Regions from separate parts of the Homo sapiens genome. Here region 1 is linked to region 2. A link is a loop called in an ENCODE intact Hi-C map of the cell type or tissue named here. Cell type or tissue: ovary. All regions are shown on one strand. Each heading gives the region's core, and the rest is flanking DNA. Links, peaks and the distances in the headings are about the cores only. Region 1 holds the start of PTGER2 (prostaglandin E receptor 2). Region 2 holds the start of RTRAF (RNA transcription, translation and transport factor).

Region 1 (7,756 bases), core at 1-2,500, 320 kb before region 2:
AATGAGAAGCAGCAGCAGGGTGGCGTACAGCTGCAGGTAAGCGGTCCGCCCGTGCCGGATGAAGCACCAGGTCCCGGGGCAGTACTGGACGTACTGCCCATAGTCCAGCAGCGGCAGCGAGCAGAAGAGCAGGGAGACTGCATAGATGACAGGCAGCACGGCCAGGCCCCCGGAGCGCGAGACGCGGCGCTGGTAGAAGTAGGGGTGCCCGATCGAGAGGTAGCGCTCCAGGGCCATGGCGAAGAGCATGAGCATCGTGGCCAGGCTGAAGAAGGTCATGGCGAAAGCGAAGTAGGTGCACGCGCGGCTCTCGGGCGCCAGTGCCACCAGGGTCTGGTTCCGCGCGTACGAAGCCAGTACCACTGGGCTGATGAGGCAGGTCCCGAGCAGGTCGGTGAACACCAGCTCGGTCACCAGCACGTGGAACAAGGAGAGGGAGCTCCTGCGGCCGGCGCTGCACCCCACGTCCCCCCGCCAGCGGCGCGCCAGCAGCGCCAGTGCTATGAGGTTCCCCAGCACCCCGGCCGAGAACATGACGGAGCTGATGGCTGGGCTTTCGCCTGGGGGAAGCCACTGTCGCGTCTCGCAGTCCTCAGACTGGGAGTCATTGGAGGCATTGCCCATGGTGGGGTGCCTGGAAAAGAGATGCGCCCTCCTCTCCCGGCCTTTACCTGGGAGGAAGAGGGTCTGAGAGCCGGAGCGTTCCGAGACTCAGAGGAAAAAGGGGAGGGACCGAAATCCAGAGCCCCCTTCCCGCACCCAGCGCGCCGACGGCGGCTTGCCCTGGGTCTCCCGCCGCGCGCCGAGTGGCGGCTCGGCTGCTGCATCCGAGCGGCGCTCGAGGCTCCCGCGCCTACCCGCGCCGGCCAAGGCCGGGAGCCAGAGCCTAGGGGAGCCGTCGTCTCCGCCCCCGCACTGTCGGGGGGCGGGCCCAAGAGTGCTGGCCAGGCCTTGCAAGTGCGAGTGTCCGCGAGCTGCAGGGGAGGCAGGACGCGTCACACTCGCGGGGGCGTTCCGAGTCCCTGGGGCGCGCCGGCGGGGAGGGAGAGAAGGAGTCTGAGCACCCGCTGGGCGCGGCACTGGGCAGAGGCGCGCGTGTTGCCGGTGTACTGAAGCTGCCCGCGACCGGCGGGAGCGGCGTTTCTCGCTTCCTCGGGGTCCGGTACTCGAAGCGCACGGCAGTCTGACCTCGGCTGGGAAGCGTTAAGCCCCAGCAGAGGGCTGGGAGGGAGTGCAGGAGCACTTGCGGGGTCTGCGCAGAATACACAGAAGATCGGGGCAACGAGCAAAGCAAAGCAACTCACCAAACAATGAAGTTAGGAGAACCCAATCCCGTGAAATGAGCGGAACAAGGGAATAACAGTGCAAAGGCAGCTTGAAGTAAGACCAGAATGTTTTGCTTTGTTTTTACTATTCCCAGGAAGATACACTAAGAGGTTGGGACAAAAATTGGGATGAAGCGTAAAGCAAGTGTGTCCATCCAAGGAACCAAACCACACAATGCGCACCACCGAGCGGCCTGTTGCACTGCCGCTTTGATTCGGTTACTAGCATTTCACCGTTTCCTATGTCAACAGCATAACGGATAACCACTTGTTTAAGCAACCATTAAAAAAAGAGGAGTGTGTCTTATACAGAATTGTGTTTGTGGATACAACATGAAAACCATTGCACATCACTGTTCTGTCCTTAAGCTGAGCCTTGTAAGAAAATGTTGATATTTTGTTTAGCCGTTTATCTTTACATGTTGTTAACCACGTAGTATCCATCCAGAAAGACTTGTTCCTGGCAAAGTGTATTGGTAAGTGGCCAGTTTCAGACTGGAGCTGACAGTAATGGTTTCCTACCACATATTGTCATAATTGCAGAGTCGTGAAAATGGGCTGATATTTAACACAAAACAAAACAAAACAAAATCCAGTTTGGCAGACAACATAGGTAATTGTGTTCTGTAAGAAGTCACATTCACTTGGGGAAGGGAGGCCAACTGGGAAGTGAAGGGTCTGATCTGCCTAGGGAACTGGCAAGAAAGACAGTCATAACGTGGGAGGAAGCAAAGATTGCCTGCTGAAGAGCCTATCTTGCTACAGCCTGCTTACTCTCCATGAATATTTTTTGCCAACTTTGATGATTCTGGCCTGGGGATTGGAATGCGGAGTTGGGGGGGGTGGTTCCCACTAGAACAAGCATAATTTACTGGATCGCTTGCAAAGTTTACAGGCCGGTTTTCACATGTCAGCAGGCACTACTTCAATCCCTAAACTTCTCATGGCATGGATTCCTAGGAAAGAGGATCTTAACTCCTACAGTTTTTCTTTCAAGCTGTAAACTCTGCAGGTCAGTAACAACTTATTACCAATCTTTGCCATCCATCTCTGACTATTCCCCTACTCCAACATTCCCCCATCTCACCCCAAGCAATGGGGAAACATCAAACTTAAATCAGAAGTATTTCTTAATAGGAAAACACTATGATTTATAGCATAATTCTGCACTGCAGTTTTACTATTAAATAAGGGATTTTAGATTCACTGAATTTGCACAGTGCTTATTTTCCGAATATTTTTATACCTTTTTAATTTTCATAAGGCCCCTCACAACAAAAACCTACTATTTAACCTTTCCTATATATTTGTCTCTAGCTTTTCTTTGGATGGGTACCTGGTGGCAGGCCGGCCCCTGGTTTTTGTGAATACGAGAGCAAGAGTGCAGTTGAAGATCCTCCCCCAGGCCCCTGCCCCCTTGTCTTCCTAACCCCTGACTCAGTCTTGCACCACAAGGAGTCTTGCACAGAAATATGTGGAGAGTATAGTTCAATATGTGGACAGTATAGTTCAATATGTGGACACTATAGTTGTTGATAACCAAGCTCTCTCCCCAAAGCCACCTTGGTCCTGGGAATATGCATCTCAAACATGCAAATGACCCTTGATTGGATGGACCTAGGGAAGATGCCTGATCAAGCCCTGGAAGCGAGTTATGGGACCAACATTTGAGCAGGAAATTTCATGATCTCAGGTACCTGGAAGGTGGTCTAGAATGGAGGGGTAATGGGGTCTGGGTGAATAGTGCCCTGAGGGTGTCTCACCTGTGGTAAGGTATGTGACAAGAGGAAGACTAGAGTGGGCCCTATAAATCTTGGGAGGCCAGTATCCTATTAATTACTGTGCTGCTCAGCATTGCTTGTTCAAATTACTCCTTTTAATTGCTTCCAGCATTTGGACAGAATACATACATATGTGTGTGTGTGTGTGTGTGTGTGTGTGTGTGTGTGTTTGGTTTAGCAGTTTGCTGTGTTCCCTGTTGCTAGATTGCTGAGTAGGAGAGTTGATAAGTTTGCTGTCGCTACGTAGCAACTGGACCATCACGTTTGTTCCTTTAAGTGCAAGTCTAATCTTGCTTGTCAGTTACCCCCAGTTAATTTTGTGGTTTAAAAGCTACTTCTTCCCATTTCTAATTTTAGTGTCAGCATTTTGATACAGTTTCAGTTTACATAGAGCCTAGAGTTCCTTAACAGAAAACAGATTAACACCCTCAATTCTAGAATTGAGCCATAGAGCTTTGCTAATTGTTTAGTTCCTGTTTGTGGGGCCATTGTATGTGGGGAACACTATGTGATGGTTAATTTTATGTGTCGACTTGACTAGGCCATGGGATGCCCAGGTAGCTGGTTAAACATGATGGCGGGGTATGTCTGTGAAAGTGTTTCTGGAGGAGATTAGTGTTTGAGTTGATGGACTGAGTAAAGCACATGCCCTTCTCAGTGTTGGTGGGCTTCATGCAATCCATTAGGGCTTGAATAGACTAAAAAAGTAGGGGAAGGTGAAATTCACTCTCTGCCTCACTGCATGAGTGGGGACATTGATCTCCTGCCGCTGACACTTATGGTTTTCAGGCCTTCAGACCAGGACTGGAATCTACACCACTGGCTCTTCAGCTCCCAGACTTTCAAACTTTGTCACCAGCTTTACTGGGTCTCCAGCTTGTACATGACAGATTGTGGGACTTCTCAGCCTCCACAATTGCATGAGTTGATACTTTATAATAAATATCTTTATGTATATCCATCCTACTGGCTGTTTCTCTGGCAAACCCTGACTAATATACACTTCTTAAAGTCTAAAGTTCATAGTGTTCATTTATGTATCCATGAATTCAAAGGACTGTGGAAGGTGGGTTACTTCCTTTAGGTCATTCTTCAAGAGAAAGCAAAGATAAACATGAAGGAAAGGAGAATTGCTTGGGCAAAAAGCTAACATTAATTCTTGTTCATAGTTTTATTGATGTTACTTTCCTCGTTCAAAAGACGAGTTTAAATTTATATTTTATGATTCCTATGCATGCATAAATACATTTTTTTTTCAAATTGAGTCCTAAGAACACCATCTGTGTCCTGTGGTATTTGAGACAAGGTCTACACTTCACGGCAGGAAGCAGAAGCCACCAAGAAAAGAGACAGGGTTTATTGGAAGTACACAGTGATAGTTCACTGCCCACTGGGGGTCTATTTTTTTTCTTACTAAGAAGTTCAAAGGTTGTAGGCTGGTTGAACTTCCAGGAGCCAGGCTGCTTCTTCCTCTAGCCCTGTGATTCCTAGTAATGCTGGCTTTGTGTCTCCATGCTCTCCCCATGTAGCTAGCAGCTGCTGCCTGTATCAGTCAGGATTCAACCAGAGAAACAGAGCCACTACGAGTGATTAAGAAAACATGGAATTTATTATTAGGCACTAGGCCTCCCTTGACCAATATTGTAGCCATTAGCCACATCTGGCTATTTAAATTTAAATTAATTAACATTAAATAAGAGTAACAACTTAGCTCCTCTACAGCACTGGGCACATTTCAAATGCTCAATAGCCACGTGTGACTTGTGGGTATCATATTGGGCAGCTCAGGTGCCCAATAAAACACTTCCATCATCACAGAAAGTTCTACTGGACAGTGCTGCCCTAGACCTTGCAGGATGTGAGACCTGGTGGAGGAGTCCTGGCATGGCTGTTTGTTGTCTTCGGTTCTAGTGTTGAGTCTGAAGTCACTATAGGTCAGTCAGGATTTCAGTCAGGGCAGAAAGTTGGATGTGGATGATAGCAAGAACAGACTGGAATCTGTGAGAACAAACTGAAATTCATGAATGACTGAAGTCCTTTAGGACAGACCGGATCTGCCTGTGTCTCTCACTGTCTCCAGCCTCAATAATACAGGTGTCCTGCAAAACATGCTGGCACCCTTTACCGAGCTACAGATGCACTTGGCTTAGGACTTGAAGAAGCCATAGGAGGAGATCTGGTGGGAGCAGGAGGAACTGTGAGTCTTGCTGCCCCATGCCAGCAAGGTGAGGCAGCAGGTCAGCGACAATGCGTGAGAACTGCCAATGTTCCTCACGCCTTGTGTTGTCCTTCACAGCATAAAAACCATGGCTGCTGCTTGGTTGCTGCCTCCCAGATCTCATGCAATATTTCCCTTGTGGCCAATGCTAACCTGGAACTATGGGAGGATTCTGCGTAACAGATGCTGCTTAGCTGGACCAACACAATACGAAGCCAACTACTGTCCCACGGGTCTAGGCATCAAGTCTACATGGAAGCCAGGGGCAAAGGAGAGACAGTGCTGGTGAGCTTGCTCTCTCTTGTGCCTGTTTCTTCCATCAGGAAAGCAAAAGGCTTTCTAGAAGCATCCAGATAGACTTCCCTCTGTCTTTTTAGCCAGAATTTGGTCATATTGTCATCCCTTAACTCCAAAAAAGGCCTACAGAGGGGATGTTGGGTTTTTCCAGCCTCTTCTAGAATAGAAGCAGGGAAGGGAGAGGGGCTGGGAATGGCTATTGAGTTAGTCACCCAAAGATGCCTACTGCAGATCTGCATGGTGCATTCCCCATCACTCCCCTACTGATAGCTAGAGAAGAAGCTCAAGAACGCCTATTCCAAATCCTTCATTTGCATGTGAAGAAATGGAGGCATTGAAAGGTTAAGTGGCTTACTCAAGGACACACAGAGTTAGTGCAATATATCTGGGAGTATGGTAGCAAACCATCTTATTTATTCTCCAGGCCACTATATATTGCACATACTGTCCATTAAAAGCCAGAAAGAAGTACATGGCAAGATGCTCATCCTCAGCACTAGAACCAAATCACTCAGAAAAATTTGAGTCTTACTTTTTGTCTGATGGTAAAGATTGGTAAAGTTTGGAAAGATTACGCACACCCAGTATAATCAGACATAGAGAAATGGGTCCGTTGTTGGTGACAGTATGAGTGCAATATTTATATGCATAAGGATTTGCATAGAACAGCATCTATAAGGATGTTCAACAAAATATTAATAGTAATTAAGTAGTACTTTCTTCTTTATACCTGTCTGTTTTGGTTGATTTTTCTGTAAGTATGTATTACCTTTATATTAGAATGCAAGGAAGCTGATTTTTGATTAGAAAAAACATTATCATCATTGGAGGACATAGTCTTCCTACTTAGTAGAAGGCGGGGACTTAGATGTTAATGATTTAAATTCTCTTCCAGTTCTACTCTTTAATGAGTGGGCAGGTCATGCCAGCTGTTTGAAGCCAATCAAGAGGATTGGAGATACTATTCTTATGCTTTTCACAAGGGTTTTACAACTGTCATGCTTACTTGAAGATTGGAAACCATTACATATGATGTGTCGTTTCTATCAAAATAATACCTTCCTTCACCTCAAGCAACTACTTCGACATTAGATTATTGTCATCCCCGAATGTCATTGCTTAATCCAGTTCTGACACTAGCATTGCCAGGAAGTTCCTTTTTCCTAAAGGTGGTAACTAGTCCACCAAAATGTCAAAAAAAAAAAAAAAAGTAGTCAATAGAAACCGACTTCCAGATAGCCCAGATTTTGAATTTAATAAATATGTTCAAAGAATTAGAGAAATTGTCAATGGACAAGTAGGGAATCTCAGTAGAGAAATGGAAACTCTAAAAAGAACCCAACGGAAATTCCAGAATTAAAATTTACAGCAGGTTGGAATTGGCAGAAGAGTGAACTTGATGACTAGTCATTTCTTTCCATGTCCTCATTACTTCTGCATTCATGGGAGATATTCTCACTCTTTCCATACCGTGTAAGGCTTAGGGAACTATTGTTTTCTCCTGCTCACCCTGTTTATACCCAAGTGAGGCATAGGTTTTCTGTGATGTCAGATCCCTGAAACTTCTCTGAGATTTGGGAGTACAGGACCACTTTTTTAACAAATCTCTGTGTTAACATCTAAGCTCTTCTTCTTCTCTTGAGCTTTACCCTCTCTCCTTCACAGGCTGAGGAACTAGATGGGGGAGAAGTGGTGAAACTTTGCTATTCTTCATTTTCTGTCATCTGGGCCTCCTCTAAGCCTAGGCTTTTGAAAGTCAAGAATTGATACCTGTGTTCTTCAAGGTCTGTTATATTGTTCTTTCTCTGAGGGAGTAAGCAGAGAACACCCTAGCTGCTGCTAAAACTGAGGAAAGCTCTGGAGTATCAGGAAGTACTGGGCAAAAAGTACAGAGGTTGATATGTCAAATTATTATCCGGCTACATTTGCTTTCATGTAGGTGTGTATGTGTATCCAAGGTTCAGTGGAACTCACTACAACCTCACAGGATTGTTTGTGAAACAATTTGATAAAGTCTTTGCAAAACCCTGAGTCAATAAAAAGCACTTTGCAAATGGATGCAAGAGCACAACAGTTCTCTTGTCCTCAGTCAGGAAATATCAGACAGGTAAATCTACAATACTCCTTATTAGCGC
Region 2 (8,249 bases), core at 2,479-4,978:
AATTTTTTATATTCTCCAGATACCTTTCTACATGCAGAATTCTGTACTGTCTTGTACACATGAATAGACCATAAAATGTAATATAAACAAACATAAAATCCTAAAAATATATTTCAAAGTTTTAAGAAGTCCACTGAAAATTTTAAAAATATTTTCTAAGAGCAAAGGAAAAGAATACAGTAGTATTAATAGTAGTAGTATAGAGGCATTGGCAGTAATAAGCTTATCACACTTGCTATGCGCCAGGGACTTCTGTGAACAATTACTCATTAAAAACAAAGCCACACTTATGAGATAGGTATCATTGTTACCCTCACTTATTGATGAAAAAATTGAGACACGGAAAGGTTAATAACAATGATGTAATTTATACAATCCCTAATTTATAAAATCACTGATTCTAGGGAGAAAGTGCCTAATCACACTGCTCTCGCAAATGAAAAACTTAGCCTTTTTCAAGAAAAATATCTCACTCATCAAATATAACTGATGAAAATGTTTAATGTAAGAAATGACACTAAAAGCATTTTTATTCTAATCTGAGAATTCTTTTTTATGCAAAAGTGTTACTAAAACTAAATCAATGGGAAAATGATTCAAGGCACAAAAATATGATATACCAGAGATCATTTAAGGACTATTTCCCTAGCATACAACAAGGGATATCTGTTTACATTAAATATAAGCATAAACACGACAGTCTTGGTTTTCAAGCATCTCAATAATGTCTTTTTTTGAGACAAGGTGTCACTCTGTCGCCCAGGCTGGAGAACCTCAGCCTCCCAATTAGCTGACACTACAGACACAGGCCAGCACACCCAGATAACTTTCTATTTTCTTGTAGAGACAGGGTTTCATCATGTTGCCCAGGCTGCTGTCAGAACTCCTGAGCTCAAATGATCTGCCACCTCAGCCTCCCAAAGTGCTGGCATTATAGGTGTTAGCCATCACACCTAGCCAATGTCTTCTTTTAATATAAGAAATAGTACTGTGTTTAACAAAAATTCTGATTTGGGCCATAAAGGGAAAGCGAAATATTTACATCATTATTTATTTAAGAAACTTCATGTTTCTAGAGAAAACTATTTCTACCTAATACTGAAAGCTTGGTAGGAAGACATAAAATAATTTGCTCTAAAAGCAAAAGACACATCTAAGAAAAAAGCAAAATCCCTGAAATCCAGCTTTCCTAACACTGATCATTATCATTTTTTTCTTAAAAGAAGAAAGTAATTTTAAGCTCATCTTCATGATTTTTCAGACAAACTCTCTGTATTTTTACTTTACTTCCTAATTCATTACCTTTTCAAAGAACTTGGGCCAGTCGCTGCTGTGGATGTTTCTTAAATTCCCTCTGTCTTCAATCTTGTAGTGCCTGATTTTCTGGTCTTCAAGCCAAACGATGAAGTTTCTAAATTCTGTTTCATCTGCAATAAAAAATATCACATAAATAACTAGAAGCACTACATAAAATACCTCCTTCTCAGGTATATGTTCAGATATATGTTCTTGTGGAATTTTCTTAACTTCAAAATACTAAATTAATTGAACCAAAAGAGGGAGTTGAAAGTACAGATTCTGGAGTTGAAAGTACAGATTAACAATGATCTGTTCAAATCCTGGGTCCAGATACTTACTGGTTGTGTGAACTTGGGATAATCACCCACATTTTCTGTGCCTCAGACTCTTCAGCTACAAAATGAGGGTGCTAATAGAACTTACCTCATAGAGTTATGAAGATTAAAAGAAGTTGTTTTATTTAAGAAGTTTCTTAAATAAAATAAATACGGATAAAAACAGTGCCTGGCACATAGTTTTGCTATTTAAGTGTTACATATTAATATTCCAGTTCCTTTGCGGACAGAAAGGGGAAGGAGGGCAAGGTTAAATTTATAGCAAAGTAATAAAGTAAAATATACAACAAAATAATAAGTAAAAGAAATTAAATGACAAAAAAGACACTGTGACAACTGTTGTCATGGAATGTTAACTGCACATTAAGTGCATAATTGTTTCGTTTAATCCTCCCCATACCTCTTTTGAGGTAGGTAATATCCCATTTTACAGATAAGAACATTGAGACTCAAAGATTCCAATCCAGAACAAGGCTCTATTGTCACTGATACTTTTTTGTTAAAGTAGAAAAACAATAGATTATAATTTGATATGCTTCTACAGGCGATCAACAAAACACTGTCATCCTGCTTAGAAATTATTTTCAATTTGTGAGTCAAATTCAAGCTTCCATTATAAGGTCTTGAGAATTACACAGTGGTCTGAGTATCACAAGTTATACTTGATCACTTTCAAACTTACCAGTCTATCACAGGCCACAACTATACAAAGGAAACGAGTAGTGGTGGGTAGCAGTTTAGTTACAGTGAGTAGCAACGTTATTACTTTTTAAAATTCTAATGCTGTAAAATCCCAAATACCTTTGTATTCACAATTCAACCTTCCCACTCATCTGCTATTAACTTTTTTGCAACACCACATAACACAACTAGCCCGTTACTACACGCGCTTACCCTCCCACTGTGATCGGTCCTGATTTCATTGTGTACTGTCTCAAACTGCTCAGTGGGTTCTGATTGCTTCCACCCCTCGTCCCTTTAGCTCCTGGCAGGCAGTGAACTAGTCTTCAAGTTACTCAGCACCTTCCTCAGAATCCAGCACCGCGCTGGCCCATAATTAGCAGGTGCTCAAGGTATCGCCTAATTACCCAGGGAACCATGGAGTTGAATAGTGAGTGAGAAAGACGAATGCTCTCCCTTTTATGTACAGAGAAGGTAGTTACGTGATGCTTGGAGTTAAGCAAGTGCAGAAAGTAACATGCCGAGACAGGAGTAGGTGAGAGGGCTTTAAAGGCGGGAAGGGGCGGCGAAGAGCCGAGGTACGTGGCGACCCAGAGGAGAGGGGCCCGGAGGCTGCCGGCGGAAACCAGGCCGCCGAGGGTCCCGACGGGGAGGTGGGGTGCGGGCACTGAGGCTGGGACCTCCGCCCAGGTCAGGGACACGCGGCCGGGCTGAGGCCGCCGCCTCACCTTTGCAGTTGAAGCCGGCGGGGTTGTGGTAGTCGAGAGCCGTCAACTTGCGTCGGAACATGGTCCCCGCTTCTCGCTCTGGTCCCCCGGGCCTCGGCCGGGAGAGAAGAAGCGAGGTGGAGCGGGAGGCGCAGGCACCGGCGACGCGGCGAGAGGGCGGGCAGGCGCTGAGTCGCTCCGAAATGACGGCGGCCTTCGCCAATCGTGGCTTAAAAGCGGTGGCCGCCGGCAAATGCCCACCAATCGCGGCTCCGGCTGGGGAGGCGGGGCCACGTCGGCGCACGTCGACGCTCAAATAAACTTTATTGTCAGCTTCCTGGTTGTACAATAGGCAGAAAACCACCGGGAAGCCACTTTCCTTTCTTTCTTGCTATAGCATGCAGAGAATAGTATATGTAGGCTTTTGGTATTCGCTGTACCTCCCGTTGGATTACAGAATTACTGTTTAGTGTTTTGAGTGCATTCATTCATTTTATTACTCCTCCTACATAACAGGTGCTCTTCTAACACTGGTAATACAAAGACTACAAAGCAAGGTCCCTATAGTAAGATGCTTTCAGACTAATTGGGAGTGATCCACAGGTAAACATACAATTGTTAATACGATGCGATCGTTCCAGATATCCTCAGCCAGAGTGAAATCTGAAGCCGAGATCGTCCCTCACTCCCCCTCACCCTCGGTCACAGCATCCAGTAGGTCACCAATTCCTGCCATTCTGTCTCTCCTAACTCTCAAATCCCTCACCTCCTTTCGGACCCCACTGATACAGCCACAGATCAGATCCTCATCACTTTTGCTTACTCTAATTATCTGATTGATTTCTTAGGGCCAGTCCTGCGTTCTCCAAACCATTCCTCCATACAGCGATGAGAGAGATTTTTCTAAAGCAAAAACCTGTACATAACTTTCTCTGCTTATGTTTTAGTGGTTCCTGGTTACCCCCTAGAAATAATCAAAACTCCTTATTGTATTTAAGATCTTTCCTGATCCAGTCTCTACTTGCTTTTCAGACAGTGGAGAGAGAGCAGTGAACAAGACAGACCAGGCCCCTATTTTCATGGAGTTTAAAAGGCTAATGAGGGAAACAATAAACAGATAAGTATAAACTAAGGCTTGAAGATGGTGAGGCATTCACCATGCAGTCAAAAGGGTAACCTAGTTTGAGGGAAGAGGATGTATAAAGGCAAGAAATGAGCAACAGCATGGCCCAGAGGGACTAGAGCTTATAGGGGCTGGAGGGTGAGAGGGAATGACAGCTGATAAGACTATAGACAAAGGCAGGGCTCTGATAAGGAAAAGCCTCTCATGGCAAGCTAAGGGGAGCTATTGAAATTCTTGGGGGTAAGCCAACTATGTACGTTTCATTTCATTTCATTAATTAAGATTTTAATTAAACACTTAGGATCTGAGGAGCATACAAATGAGTAAACTACAGTCTCTATTTTCAGGAAGTTTAAGTATAATGACAAATATAGATGTGTAAATAAATACTTATAATCTGGAGTTAGAAAGAGTAAGTGAATTACAAGAAATATAAAATGTACTACAAAGAAGTACAGGCCAGGTGCAGAAGCTCATGCCTGTAGTCCCAGCACTTTGGGAGGCTGAGGTGGGAGGATAGTTCAAGCCCAGGAGTTTGAGACCAGCCTAGGCAACATAGTGAGACTTTGTCTCTATTAAAACTAAAAAAAAAAAAAAAAGAAGAAAGAAAAATTAGCCTGGCATGCTCGTGTGTGCCTGTGGACCCAGCTACTCAGGAGGCTGAGGTGGGAGGATCACTTGAGCCTGCAAGGTTGAGGCTGCAGTGAGCCATGATCACACCAACCTGTGCAACATGTAAGACCCCATCTCAAAAATAATAATAATAAAAAGAAGTACAGAGGCTAGAATACAGCTTTAGTTTTAAGGGGGCACTGTAAGATAATCTGTATTTTTCAATTAAGGTGCTTATAGAGTGAATCAAGAAAATCAGTTCAAGAGTGTCTCATTTCCAACAAAATTTGATCAAAGATATGGCTATAATCTCATATTGTAGTGCATGCTAGTTGTATAATTAATGAAATACTAACCAAAAAATGAAAAAATGAACCAATCATGGAAGGGAAAATAATAAATACTTACATATAAATAATAAATTAAAAAGGGGGAAAAATACAATTGCAGACCATGAATTTCTTTAAAAAAATAAGGAAAAACATCTCTTACCATTTGTTTTCTGAAATTGACCTTTCAAGGCAAAAAATGAAGTTGTTTGCTCCTGGCCTAGTCTTTCCACTTCAGGGTCCCCATTGTCAGCAACTTAAGACTGTCCCTAGTCATCAGCCCCGGCCACCACCAGGAGTGGGGAGGTTGGAGGAAGATTCAGATGATGCAGAATGCTAAAGTGTCAGGGGATACTTGAGCAGGGGATAAAGCAAACTTTGGGAAAGAAGTATAAAATAAATATTAATCCATTTTTTATGTTAAAACCCAGTTATCTTTTTTTTTCTCTGAATTTGAAGGAGTTCTTTGACCTATTCTGAATGGAGTGTCCAACAGTAAGTGAATCTTACATAATTCCATTTCTGAAGACCAAGCCCTCTGTATACTTCAAGAAAAGGAAACCAACTTTTGTGTGTGTGTGTTTTCATAAGTACCCAGTGTTTAGCTCCCACTTATAAGTGAGAACCTGTGGTATTTGGTTGTCTGTTCCTGTGTTAATTTGCTTAGGATAACGGCCTCCAGCTGCATCCATATTGCTGCAAATTTGGACATAATATTTGTTCTTTTTATGGCTGCATAGTATTCCATGGGGTATATGTACCATATTTTCTTTATCCAGTCAGCCTCTGATGGGCATCTAGGTTGATTCCACGTCTTTGCTATTGTGAACAGTGCTGCAATGAACATGAGAATGCATGTGTCTTTTTGGTGGAAGGATCTGGAAATCAACTTTTATTATCAAATGACCTGAACTCCAATCTAATGGTTGATCATAGGTTTGACAGGCTATTAATTCATCTGTTGAATTGTTCAGTAAAGTGTTTAGAGTGTCAATTACATGCCAGGCAATCTTGTAGGCATTTTGGAGTCATCTGAGAGCTTAAACACAACAACCCTGACCTCAGGGAGCTTATCATTGGGCAAGGGAAGACAAACAGTACAATAATAAATAAATACATTATTTACTATTCAGAAGGTTCTAAGTACTATAGGAAAATTATAACAAGGTAAGGGGGGCAACAAATAGCGGTGGGGATATAATGGGTGTTGCAGTTTTAGACAAGATGGTCAGGTTGGGCCTCATTGAGACAGTGAAGTGTAAGGAAAGCCTAGAAGGAGGTAAGGAAGTTAGCCACACAAATATCTGGGGAAAGAGATTTCTAGATGGAGTACTCAAAAAAAAAAAAACCAAGATAAGAATGGTTTTTATATTTTTAAATGGTTGAAAAATCAAAAGAATAATAATATTTTATGACATGTGAAAGCTATATAAAATTCAAATTTCAGTGTACATAAATAAAGTTGTATTGGAACACAGCCATGCCCATTTGCTAACTGGCTGCTTTGGTGCTACAAGGGCAGAGTTGAATAAATGCAACATAGACCACATGACTCACAAAACCTAAAATATTTGCAAGGGCATATATGGTTGCAGAAATGTAGAGGTGGCCATTTCAACGGTATTGCCAGGGCAACACATTATCAAGAAAGGCAACCAGTCAGAGGTAAAAGTTGCTCTTTGAAGGACAGTTTCACAACTTGTAACAACTTTTAAAGTCTTGGCAGTTTTACTAGAAGCCTTTGTTCAAATTAGTCTTCCGAAAACAGTGAACAGAACAAGTTGGTAATAACCAGGAATAGCCACAAAAGTCTCTACAGTGCACAGAAAAACAGGTTTTATATTCTAATGAATGTTATCAATTGAACACCCCATGAAATCAGAATTTTTGGAACAAGTTGTATAATGCAGAAAGGTCTCTCTCCCTGGGGGAGCCTCCCGATGAGCAAACATCTCCTTTATCTCTTTCTGAGACTCTTTATGTTAAATATGAAAACTTGCTGCTTTTTAAGGTCAAGCTCTGGAATTTCATGATTTAGCATTAAAAGCAAAATGGCAGGGCAGTAGAACTCAATTTTATTGGTAGAAAACGAATAGGAATGAATAGGAATTTATGTAGTCATGCAAACAGCATAAAGCATTCACCTTCCACATCTAATACTGCAGAGGAAACACTTGCCGAACAGTGAAAACAACACAGAGGACAATACAGCCAAGAAGCACAGACAGGCCATTCCCAAAAATGTCTGGTAGGGGGCTAGATGCAACTTTCCTGAGATGTGATCCAATAAAATCTATTTTATACTTGAGCCAGATTTGGTTGGGGTTTTGTAACTTACAACTGAATAGTTCTAACATGAGGACAGATCCCAGAGAGAAAGGAAAGAAAGATCCACGGACTTGGTGGGACTAAACATAGGATGGGAAGGAGGTGGATGGCTTAAAGGAGGTTTCTAGAAGGTCACCTATCAGAGATGTGATAAGCAGTGAATTCTTGCATAGAAACAGGAGCACCGGTAGAAGGAAACCAGTCTGAGGAAGCTGAAGAATTAAGTTCTGCACCTGTTGAAATCGAAGTCCTGTAGATGTAGCCCATAATCACTACTGAAATGTCAGGAATGAATGTGAGTGAGTGGATGAGATGTCCATTGAGGAGCCATCAGCATAAAGTTGTAGATGGAAACTGTTACAGTAAGGTCCCTGAGGAGACGGGGAAAGAAAAGAGGACTGAAGACTTCATCCTAGGAAAACCCAGTATTCATATTTAAGGAGTAGGAGGAAGAGTCATGGAATATGGGAAAAGTGGTTGGAAGGACTAAGAGAACAAGGAATATACAGCGTCCTAAAACGTGGAGAGGAAGGGGTTTAGGGAGGCAGGGTTGGGGGCAGAGTAACAGGGATCAACATTTGGGTGATAGGATTATGTGGATTCTTCCCCCAAAAGTGACAGAAAAGCCACCTCTGAATGCTTGAAAGCCGGTAATGAATAAGGCAGAGGTTATGGTGTCATATGATATTGACCAGCATACAGTCAAATTTAGATCACCTACTTTACAGATCTCCCATGCATATTCCTGTTCTCTCTTCCCTTTCCCTAGTACCTCAGTGACCCCCACCAGGCAGAGCTGCTAACTGAGATGCCTGCAAAGGCCTGACCTTTCCCT

What was found. Hi-C counts contacts between places; a loop is a spot of excess contacts. Peaks named below come from ENCODE experiments on the same cell type or tissue, not always from the same donor. Only the 100,000 strongest peaks of a DNase experiment are listed, where the experiment ranks them.
Region 1: a loop joins it to region 2, with 6 times the contacts of the local background. A loop is called at or near these places in 2 of 110 quality-filtered maps.

Annotation. Positions count from the first base shown.
Region 1 is chr14:52,307,417-52,315,172 of GRCh38, reverse strand. It overlaps PTGER2 (prostaglandin E receptor 2), which reads right to left and starts at 861. Exons shown (of 2, transcript NM_000956.4): 1 at 1-861. The coding sequence starts at 624. RefSeq lists enhancers at 1-106, 127-276, 511-1,070, 1,071-1,631 and a silencer at 797-906. In ovary, for the core only: no CTCF peak of the experiment used is centred there; DNase peaks (open chromatin) are centred at 392, 1,002 and 2,032; H3K4me3 peaks cover 2,170 bases; H3K27ac peaks cover 1,784 bases.
Region 2 is chr14:51,984,495-51,992,743 of GRCh38, reverse strand. RTRAF (RNA transcription, translation and transport factor) reads right to left here and starts at 3,198. Exons shown (of 8, transcript NM_016039.3): 1 at 3,044-3,198; 2 at 1,303-1,427. The coding sequence starts at 3,104. It overlaps LOC105370497 (a long non-coding RNA gene), which reads left to right and starts at 2,160. Exons shown (of 3, transcript XR_007064166.1): 1 at 2,160-2,225; 2 at 4,055-5,581. RefSeq lists enhancers at 2,719-2,778, 3,119-3,413. In ovary, for the core only: a CTCF peak has its summit at 3,422; a DNase peak (open chromatin) is centred at 3,233; H3K4me3 peaks cover 1,793 bases; H3K27ac peaks cover 1,389 bases.